3 separate regions of the Homo sapiens genome follow, and regions 1 and 3 are each linked to region 2. The links are chromatin contacts, found by Hi-C or POLR2A ChIA-PET in ENCODE. All regions are on one chromosome and are shown on one strand. Each heading gives the region's core, a stretch centred on a gene start or an enhancer-like site at or near the end of the contact. The rest is flanking DNA. Distances are from core to core; before and after follow the strand shown.

Region 1 (2,700 bases), core at 126-2,625, 4.7 Mb after region 2:
TACGCCCCTAATCATTCCCTTAGGTAGTCCTCAGGTTCTGTAATTATTATACCTGACTGCTTAAGACTCAGGTAACTCCCTTTTGGCCACTTCTAAGCCACTACTGTCAGATGTTATTAATAGTAAAGAGACGATATCAATGTTTAAAATGGCCATTCAATAAGAGGACTGAAAACACTGGCCCCTGGAAATTCCCAACTTCCACGTGACTCAGAAGTTACTCAACTCTTTCACTAAACCCAGTGCTCCACCCAATGTAGCTAACTTTGTCGTCGCGTAGCAACAGAACCTCGCCATACTGGAAGCGGGGCGCGGGGGGGGGATTTTCTCGACTGAGGATGCTGCTGCCCGGTAGCCAGCAAGGGCCCTGTCGGTCTCAAACGTGAATTTTGGACCGACACAATCTCATGTAGTGATTGTTCTGCTTCCTGTGTTGCGCCACAACAAATTTCCTTGGGCTACATTTTCCCTCAGATTTGAGTAAAAGATTTGAGGTCACGCTAAGGAGCCTGCATACTGAGGTACAGAAACGGTTTTTTGTTTACAACAACAACAAAAAACCTCGCGACGGGACCGCCGAGTTTGCGGCAGCCAAAAAAGCTAGCGATGAGCTCAGCTAAAGTGCCGGGACTCTCGGATAGATTTCTAACATGTTTGAAATGTGGACCCCAACGCTGGAACCCAACGCTGTTCTTTTGTGGTCTCTGGAACCACCACGCTGGAATAGGCTGGAACCCAACCAACGCTGTTCTTTTGTGGTCTCTGCCTCTGGGGAGTCCACAAGCTGTAAATCTAACATGCAGCCAGCCGTGCGGCTTCTGGCCGCCCCACGTCTGAGTAAAGCCTTCACTGTGACTAGCAGGGAGAGGAGACTGACTGGAGCCAGAGAATGGAGGCGGCGGGCTGGCGGGGGTGGGGAGAGGCACTTTCAGGCGCACTTCACAGACGCACAAAAACAAGGAAGCCTGAAGGGAAGGCGGTTGAAAATAAGGCAACAGAAGCCGCGAACGGAAGCGCGCCCCCCTCAGGATTGGTTTAACATTCCGAAGCTCAGCCTCGCCCGCCCCGAAGACCTGCTGCGGATCGCGGCCGCGCGCGCGCGCACTCACGCTGCTCTCGGGCGCTGGGCGGGGAGAGCCGCGCGCACCGGTTAATTCTGCCAATCATGCGTCTGGGCCTCCCATCGTGTGGGCCAAGCCCCGCCCCAACCACCCGCTGGCGGAGGCGCGCGCGCAGTCCCACCGCTCTGAGTCGCTGAGTGAAGCGGCGCCTCGCGCGTCAGGCAATCTGGCCAATTGCGCATCTTTTCCGCCTACCGCACGGCCCCGCCCCTGCCACAGGATCGATTTACGGCCGCAGGTGCGCGCGCTTTTTTGCTCTCGCTGGGAATGGCGGAGGGAGGTACCCTGCTGAGGGGAAGGGGGGATCCCTGACACCTGGGCTTCCCCGGGAGTCGGCTGTGGAGTCGAGTTGAGCTCCCTTTCCGGGTCTGGGGAACTCAACCTCACCTTATGCCTGGGGTCTCCGGGGAACTAGTGGGCTTTCTGCAACGGGGGGAAGGAGGGGACGACTCCCGCCCCTAGTTTACCCCTCAAAAGTTAATGCCTTTGTCGGAGGAAGCAATTTCAGTCCACTCTCCTTTTCAGTCCCTGTTGGCCGCTTAAACTAAAAGGCTACAGACGGGCTTAAATGCGTCTCCGCTGTGTTTCTTATGCCTCGGGCCGGCAGGGTAACGGGTTCTAGTCACAGCTTGTAGAGTTCAGGATGGGTGACATTCAGGTCCTATTGTTTTTGAGTCAAGGTTTCGGCTATAGCTTCTTGAATTATGAAGCTGTCATAATAAAGAATTCCTGATTATCTAAAGCTGTTATTCTTCCCTACTTCCAAGGCAGAATTTGAATATATTTTGGTGGATGAAACGAAAACAAGGAGAGTCTTGTGACTATGAGATACTAGCTGGTTGATGTATCATGAAAAACTTAGTGGTCCCTATGTGGGAAGGTAAATGGAAAACTGCAAAAAGAGCAAGAATGAATTACAAAGTGAAATTAGAAGAAATATCTGGCTTACTTGTGGATGCTTTGTACACCAATACAATATATTATTTGATAAAAGTCGACTATAGAGAGGTGTGGTTAATTCGATTATTTTATAATTTTTCTTTTTTAGAGAAAAACCAAGATTTCACTTTCAAGATGGAAAGTCCGTCAGACTCAGCTGTGGTTTTACCTAGCACTCCTCAGGCCTCTGCGAATCCATCATCTCCCTATACAAATAGTTCCCGAAAACAAGTATGAAAATCTTTGTTCTTCCAGTGGATCCATTATGTGTTTCTAAGTATTGTGGCAGTGGTGGTTTAAATTCTACGGAAGGTTGTTAATTAACATAATGTGTAGCATAAATAAGTAGACATTTTATTAAATAATTTTGTTTTTCTTCTAAGGTGACATATATGACACCCACCAGCCCCCTTCCATATTTTCCTCTTGAATGAATTCATTTCAGTTAGTTTCAGATTAGGTTATTACAATACTCCAGATGGAGAAAGTTTGCATCTGTGCAATATTATTATGAAGGTCTTTAGTGGCAGAGTCTAGGTCTTTTCCTTACTCTGTAATTCTGAAGCACCTGGAGTACTATCAGGCATGTGCTTGTTACTGAACAAATGTTCCTTGATTACTGGGATAAACTTCTCAACAC
Region 2 (2,771 bases), core at 107-2,606:
TAAGTGTCTGTGGGGCTTCAAACATCCAAATGATAGTGAGAAGAATAACAAATTCATCAGAGAGGGTTAGGGGTAAAAAATTTGAGAGGCACTCCAATATAAATCTTCTTGGCAGATGGGGAAACTGAGGCCCATGCTCTGAGCTGTCCAAGGTACAGAAGAGAATCACTTGAATCAAGAAATGAAGATAGGATGTGTGGAAAGTAAGCTTCTACCATCCATACTTCTCTCCACTCCTTTCCACCATCTCTACCCATTCCTACCACATCTGTGACGGCCAGAACCATCTCCCCAGACCCCCCGGGGGCAGCATTAACCTGTCTCAAAGCATTGTGTAACACCAGCAGATTTTTAAATCCTTAAGGGCAAAATCAAGCCTCAGTCTCCCCCTACAAAGCTTAATAAGGTGGCTGATTGATACTCGGTGGTCACTCAAATATTTACCGACTCAGAACAGAGCTTTCTAGCGTTAAAAGTTCTCCTTTACCCATTTCCTAGCAACCAGAACCCTAAGCCTATCAGGCTTCCTATTTTTCTACCTCTCTCTACAAGCTCCGGCAGCCTCATTTCTTAGGAGGATGCAGTATAAAGAAGGCAGAATGGGGAATCGGAAAGACTGAGTTTGTGTCTTGGCTGCTACACCTGGTTTGTGCGGCCTCGGACACATCGCCCCTTTCCAGGGACTCCACACCTGCATCTGTAAAATGGGCAGGTTTTAGGAAGCCTTCGTGGATCCAGCCTCCTCTCCGGCGCCGCCCTCTTCAGGCAGCGCCACACTGGGCCTCGGCTTCTCCCACAGTCTCCACGACCTGGGTTGGGTCCGCTCCACTCCCCGAGCTGCTCACACTCCAGAGCACTACATCCTTACCTCCCACTCCCAGGTTGACCTTGCGGGGGTCCGGATCCTCCCTGAAGTCGGCAGTGAGCTTGAAGACCAGGACAGGCTGGGCCTGCGGAACCTCGGCAAAGACTGACGGAGGTGCCATATCGAGAGACTAGGAATCAAGAGATTTCACCCCACGCCCGGAGCTGGCAGGTCAGGTCTGGCCGTTGCGACTGGAGGAGACACTCACCTTCACCTAGCCGGCGGGGGCGGGCCCGCGGCCTCCAATGGTCGAGCCGCGTCCAAAGCTTGGCAACGCGATTAACCAATCGCCAGCTTCTGACGACGAAGGCACAGGGGAGAAGGAACGCTATTAGCCAATCCAAGAAAACAATTTATCGGCTGCCGAGAATGATGCAACCAATGCAATTTCCTCCGGCTGAGGCGTGGGCGAAGACTACGGTTGATTGGTAGAGCGTGCTCCTATCGCAGAGGCTGTTATTCCTTGGGTCTCCCGGCTGAGGGGAGGAGCCGAGCGAGCGGCGGGTGTCCCTGAGAGGCCACCTTTCGACCTTCGAGGGCCAGGAGGATACGGGGAGGTGGCCGGAGGGAGTTCCCGAACACAGGTCTTCCTGTTCCCGCCGAGCAGGTGTTGGCGGTGCCAGGCCCGGCCTGGCGGGCCCGGGCTGGCAGCCAAATACCCAGCGTCTGTGCTCGGGACGGGAGTGTTCGTCCAGGACGTGCAGCTCCGGAGCCTGCGCGGGCGACCTTGACCACCTTTGTCGGCTGTTTCCCCCTGAGGGAAGTATACCTGTCCTGCCAGCCTTGGTCTCTGGCAGGGAAGGTCCTTCCAACAGAGAGGGGTGCGCACGAATTCCTTTTTGCCGCTCTTCTATTAATAGTTTGAGATTTTCCTCCCCGATTCCTTGCAGAGAGGGCCTGGTCCTCAAGGACCTCGGGATCTGGGCGCGACGTCCCTTCCCAGCTTCCTCCCGCGCGCACCGGACCAGATCTTGCTGTCGTCAGCTGGCTGGTACCCAAAGTTCCTCTTCGTCAGGCTGTTCCTTCCCCGTTAGAGTCCTTCCTCCCCAGGAGCCCTCTCCATCTGCTGACCTTCAAGACCCAGAGCGAATGCCACTTCATCCATGAAGCCTTCCCTTAACCCTTATCTGGCCAAAATGTCTCTTTCCTGTGCTTCTGTACTTTCACAATTTTAGAAAATGCCTTTGTGGTTAAAAACCTATCTCCGGGACCGGACTATCTAGGTTTAGATTCTGGCTGCCGCTTACGAATTTGGGCAGGTTTAGTCAAGTTATTTTAACCTCTCTGTGGAAGTTCCTGCTCTGTGGAAATAATAGTATTTTCCTCAGAGTTGGTGTGGGGAGTTTGTGAGTTAATACATTTACGAAGTGGTTAGTTGCATGTAAGAAGGACTCTCTAAATGTCAGCTATTATTAACATTGCATATCTGCCACACCCTTCATAGATGGTAAACTGCTTTTTTTTTTTTTTTTACTTTTATTTTAGGTTCGGGATACATGCACAGGTTTGTTTTATAGATAAATTGCTTGTCATGTGGGTTTGTTGTACAAATTATTTTGTCACCCAGATAGTAAGCATAGTACTTGACAGGTATTTTTTCTGATCCTCTCCCTCCTCCCACCCTCTAGCCTCAAGTAGGTCCCAGTGTCTGTTGTTCTCTTCTTTGTGTCCATGTGTTCTCAATGTTTAGCTCCCACTTACAAGTCAGAACATGCAGTATTTGGTTTTCTCTTCCGCATTAGTTCACTTAGGATAAAGGCCTCCAGCTCCATCCATGTTGCTACAAAGGACATGATCTCTTTCTTTTTTATGGCTGCATAGTAGTCCATGGTGTATATGTACCGTATTTTCTTCAGTCTACTGGTGATGGGCATTTAGGTTGATGCCATGTCTTTACGATTGTGAA
Region 3 (2,700 bases), core at 71-2,570, 3.9 Mb before region 2:
ACTTAAGAGGAAAAAAGGGCGCGGGGGGCTGGGCGGGGGGGGGGGTGTTGAGGGGAGAGATGGAGTCAGAGGCCTGACACGCCAGATAGGTTCCATGATGTCTCTAGATGAACCTCCCTCCTATTGACGATGAAACCAATTCCAGCAATTTCAGCAGGTCGGCCCTGTGACAACAGGGGCATCCCAACGCTCAGTGTTTAAAACAAAAATCCAAAGGCTCGCCCAGAACATGCTGGGAAAAACCGAGGACTGAACAAAACGAGCCATGCTCAGTGGGATCCCTTCTGCTTTTACGTAGCAATGTAATAGCGTAATAAATTCTTGTCTGCCTGGAGAAAGCATGCACTGGTGAATTTCAAAGCCATCTTACGACAGCGGATGCATGGGGATGCAGAATTCGACAGCACATTCCCCCATGAAGGAAACATAATGACTTCAAGCCTCTTTCCCCTCTATCTTGAATGGCGCTACCACGTATCAAGGAAGCCACATCGGAAAGCAGCGAGGTGGTAGCAGGGGATGCCCGGGGAATTCGGAGAAAGGAGTTGCTTGCTGTCCATGTCGGTGATGAGCTGCCTAGCAAGATGCTGTCAGCCACTCGGGGAGAAGAAGGGGCACGGGCGGCACGGGCAGGCGCCGTGTCCCCGGCGCATACTAGTCCCCGTTCATTCAGGCGGGTCCGGCCAACCGCGTCGTCCTTGCGCCCCTCCCGCCGCCCTCTCCAGGGGATGCTGATGAATGAACACACCTGAGATGCCTCCATCCCGCCGCTCGCTCCCTCCGCCTTCCTCTGGCTGCTGCAGAGGTGCCCCTCCTCGGTAGTTTCACTTTACAGCACAAACCCATTCGGGCTTTGATGTCTCCTCCACCCACCCAAATTGCAGCCACCCTGAGACGGGCGGACATTCTCTCCTAGCAGAGGCCATGATCGTACTACCCCACACCCACCAAAAAAGGAAATTTAAAAACCCCCAACCCTGGAAGCCCCCAGATCCTCCGCACCCTGGGGAACTTTCCTTGAAAGACTGGGGATTCGCCGAGCAGGCAGGATGGACGGTTCGGCCGCGAGGGACCACCGCTTTCCCTGTGCCCATGGGGGGATGCTCTGGGGGAGGGGGTCCCCCAAGTCCCTCCAACAGCTGGCCCTTTAAATGCGCCTCCTCCGAGCGCGGAACAAAGGCGCCGCCCGCGGGGGCCGAGCCGCGCACACCCCCGGCGCTGCCGCCGCCGAGCGGGCAAGCGCGGCCGGGCGGGCGAGCGCGGGCTTACCTTGCTGGTCGCCGGGCGGGCGGGCTGCGCGCGTCCGCCCCACTCGCACTACACGCTGCAGCTGGCCCCGCTCTGTTTTTCTGGGACTCAGCGCTGACTTCACCGACACTCCGCGGACAACCAATGGGCTGCGGTGCCCGCCCCCTCATTAGCATGCCTCTGGAACCGTCCACTCTGGCAGCGCCCGGCCAGCGGGCGGTGCCGGGGGCGGGGCCGGGCCCAGCCGTGACAGGAAGGGGCGTGTGCGCGGATGGGAGGCGAAGAAGTGTCCGGCGCCCGGCTCCTGGCATTGTGAGCCCGCCGGCCTCCGCCGGTAACGGGCGCGCGGGCCTAGTAACCCTTTCCGTCCTGGCCGGGCCGGACGCTGGCCTGGCGCGCCTTCTGGTCCTTCGGAAGGGTCGCCCACGGGGAGCTTGGAAGGAACCTTAGACGTAAAATAACAGTGATAAGTTATTTAACTCCTGGGCCTCAGTTTACCCATCTGTAAAATGGCATAATAGTCCGACTTCGTAAAATCTAGTGAAGATTAACATAGTTAACATAGGTGATGCATTTTGATCAGTTCCTGGCCGTCGTGCTACATAAACGTTTGCTGTTGTCATTCGTGTGCTCTGTACCAGCCAGTGTGCTTAATGCTTCCCGGATATTTCCTCATTTGATCCTCTTAGCCTGATAAGAGAGGAACGATTACTAATCCATATTTTTCTAGTGAGAAAACTGAAAATAATTACTATTTTTATGCAGGAAAACTGAGGTGTAGTTTAAGTGGCTTGTCCGAGGTCACACAGCAAGTGGTGCAACCAGGATTTGAACCCAGGCTCTGAGATTTCACTCATGCAACACACATATATTTAGAGGCTCTGTGGCAGTGCTGGACCCCAGTGTTAACTGCAGAGAACAAGACAGGCAAGGCCTTTTCCCTTAGGAAGCTTCCATTTTAGTGGAGACAAGTAAATAAATAAGATCCTCTACAATGTGAAAAGTAGAGTGCATACAATGCAACAAGGTCATTGCAAGTGGGGGGAAGGCACCGTGTTAGATGGGGTTCAGAGCTAACCACTGTGCTATGCCATTCTCCTGACCTCCTCTAGTCCCCCTCAGAGTTACAGAAAAGGAAACAGAGACAGGGATCAGAGTGGGGAATCTGCTGGCCCAAGGTCGCAGAGCCAGCAAGTACTGGTCTGGAACTTGCTCCCTCCATGCCCAGCTTCCCACATCCCTGAAGATAAGACACTCGCCCTTTGGGCTGAGCACAACTGATTTTTGTCAGCTGCCCTTGCAAGCATCTTCAGCCAGAGCACATTCTCAGTGAACAGGCTGTGGGTGGCAGGGTAAAGACTGGCCTTGATAACTGCACAGACTGATCGGAAACTCATCAGCAAAGATTCTTAGATGTCAGGGAACGGTGACAAGTCTTTGGTGACCACCTGG

What was found. Hi-C counts contacts between places; a loop is a spot of excess contacts on that map. ChIA-PET counts read pairs that join two places held with the same protein, here RNA polymerase II (POLR2A). Pooled maps may share reads with other maps.
Region 1: a map of B cell shows a loop between it and region 2 (27-fold over the local background). The contact joins the promoter of SFR1 here to the promoter of GOT1-DT in region 2. A Hi-C loop is called at or near these places in 1 of 168 maps with a recorded cell type or tissue (B cell) and 4 of 50 pooled maps. POLR2A ChIA-PET finds 5 or more read pairs at or near these places in 1 of 52 experiments (activated T-cell).
Region 3: a pooled map shows a loop between it and region 2 (7-fold over the local background). The contact joins the promoter of SORBS1 here to the promoter of GOT1-DT in region 2. A Hi-C loop is called at or near these places in 5 of 50 pooled maps.

Annotation. Positions count from the first base shown.
Region 1 is chr10:104,120,796-104,123,495 of GRCh38, forward strand. It overlaps SFR1 (SWI5 dependent homologous recombination repair protein 1), which reads left to right and starts at 1,376. Exons shown (of 4, transcript NM_001002759.2): 1 at 1,376-1,401; 2 at 2,170-2,291. The coding sequence starts at 1,389. RefSeq lists enhancers at 1-638, 122-221, 794-1,457, 852-901 and a silencer at 1,142-1,371.
Region 2 is chr10:99,429,580-99,432,350 of GRCh38, forward strand. It overlaps GOT1-DT (GOT1 divergent transcript), which reads left to right and starts at 1,357. Exons shown (of 5, transcript NR_183993.1): 1 at 1,357-1,686. It overlaps GOT1 (glutamic-oxaloacetic transaminase 1), which reads right to left and starts at 1,045. Exons shown (of 9, transcript NM_002079.3): 1 at 869-1,045. The coding sequence starts at 986. RefSeq lists enhancers at 886-945, 966-1,015, 1,196-1,625.
Region 3 is chr10:95,560,051-95,562,750 of GRCh38, forward strand. It overlaps SORBS1 (sorbin and SH3 domain containing 1), which reads right to left and starts at 1,321. Exons shown (of 33, transcript NM_001034954.3): 1 at 1,270-1,321. RefSeq lists an enhancer at 904-1,666 and silencers at 1,151-1,260, 1,301-1,670.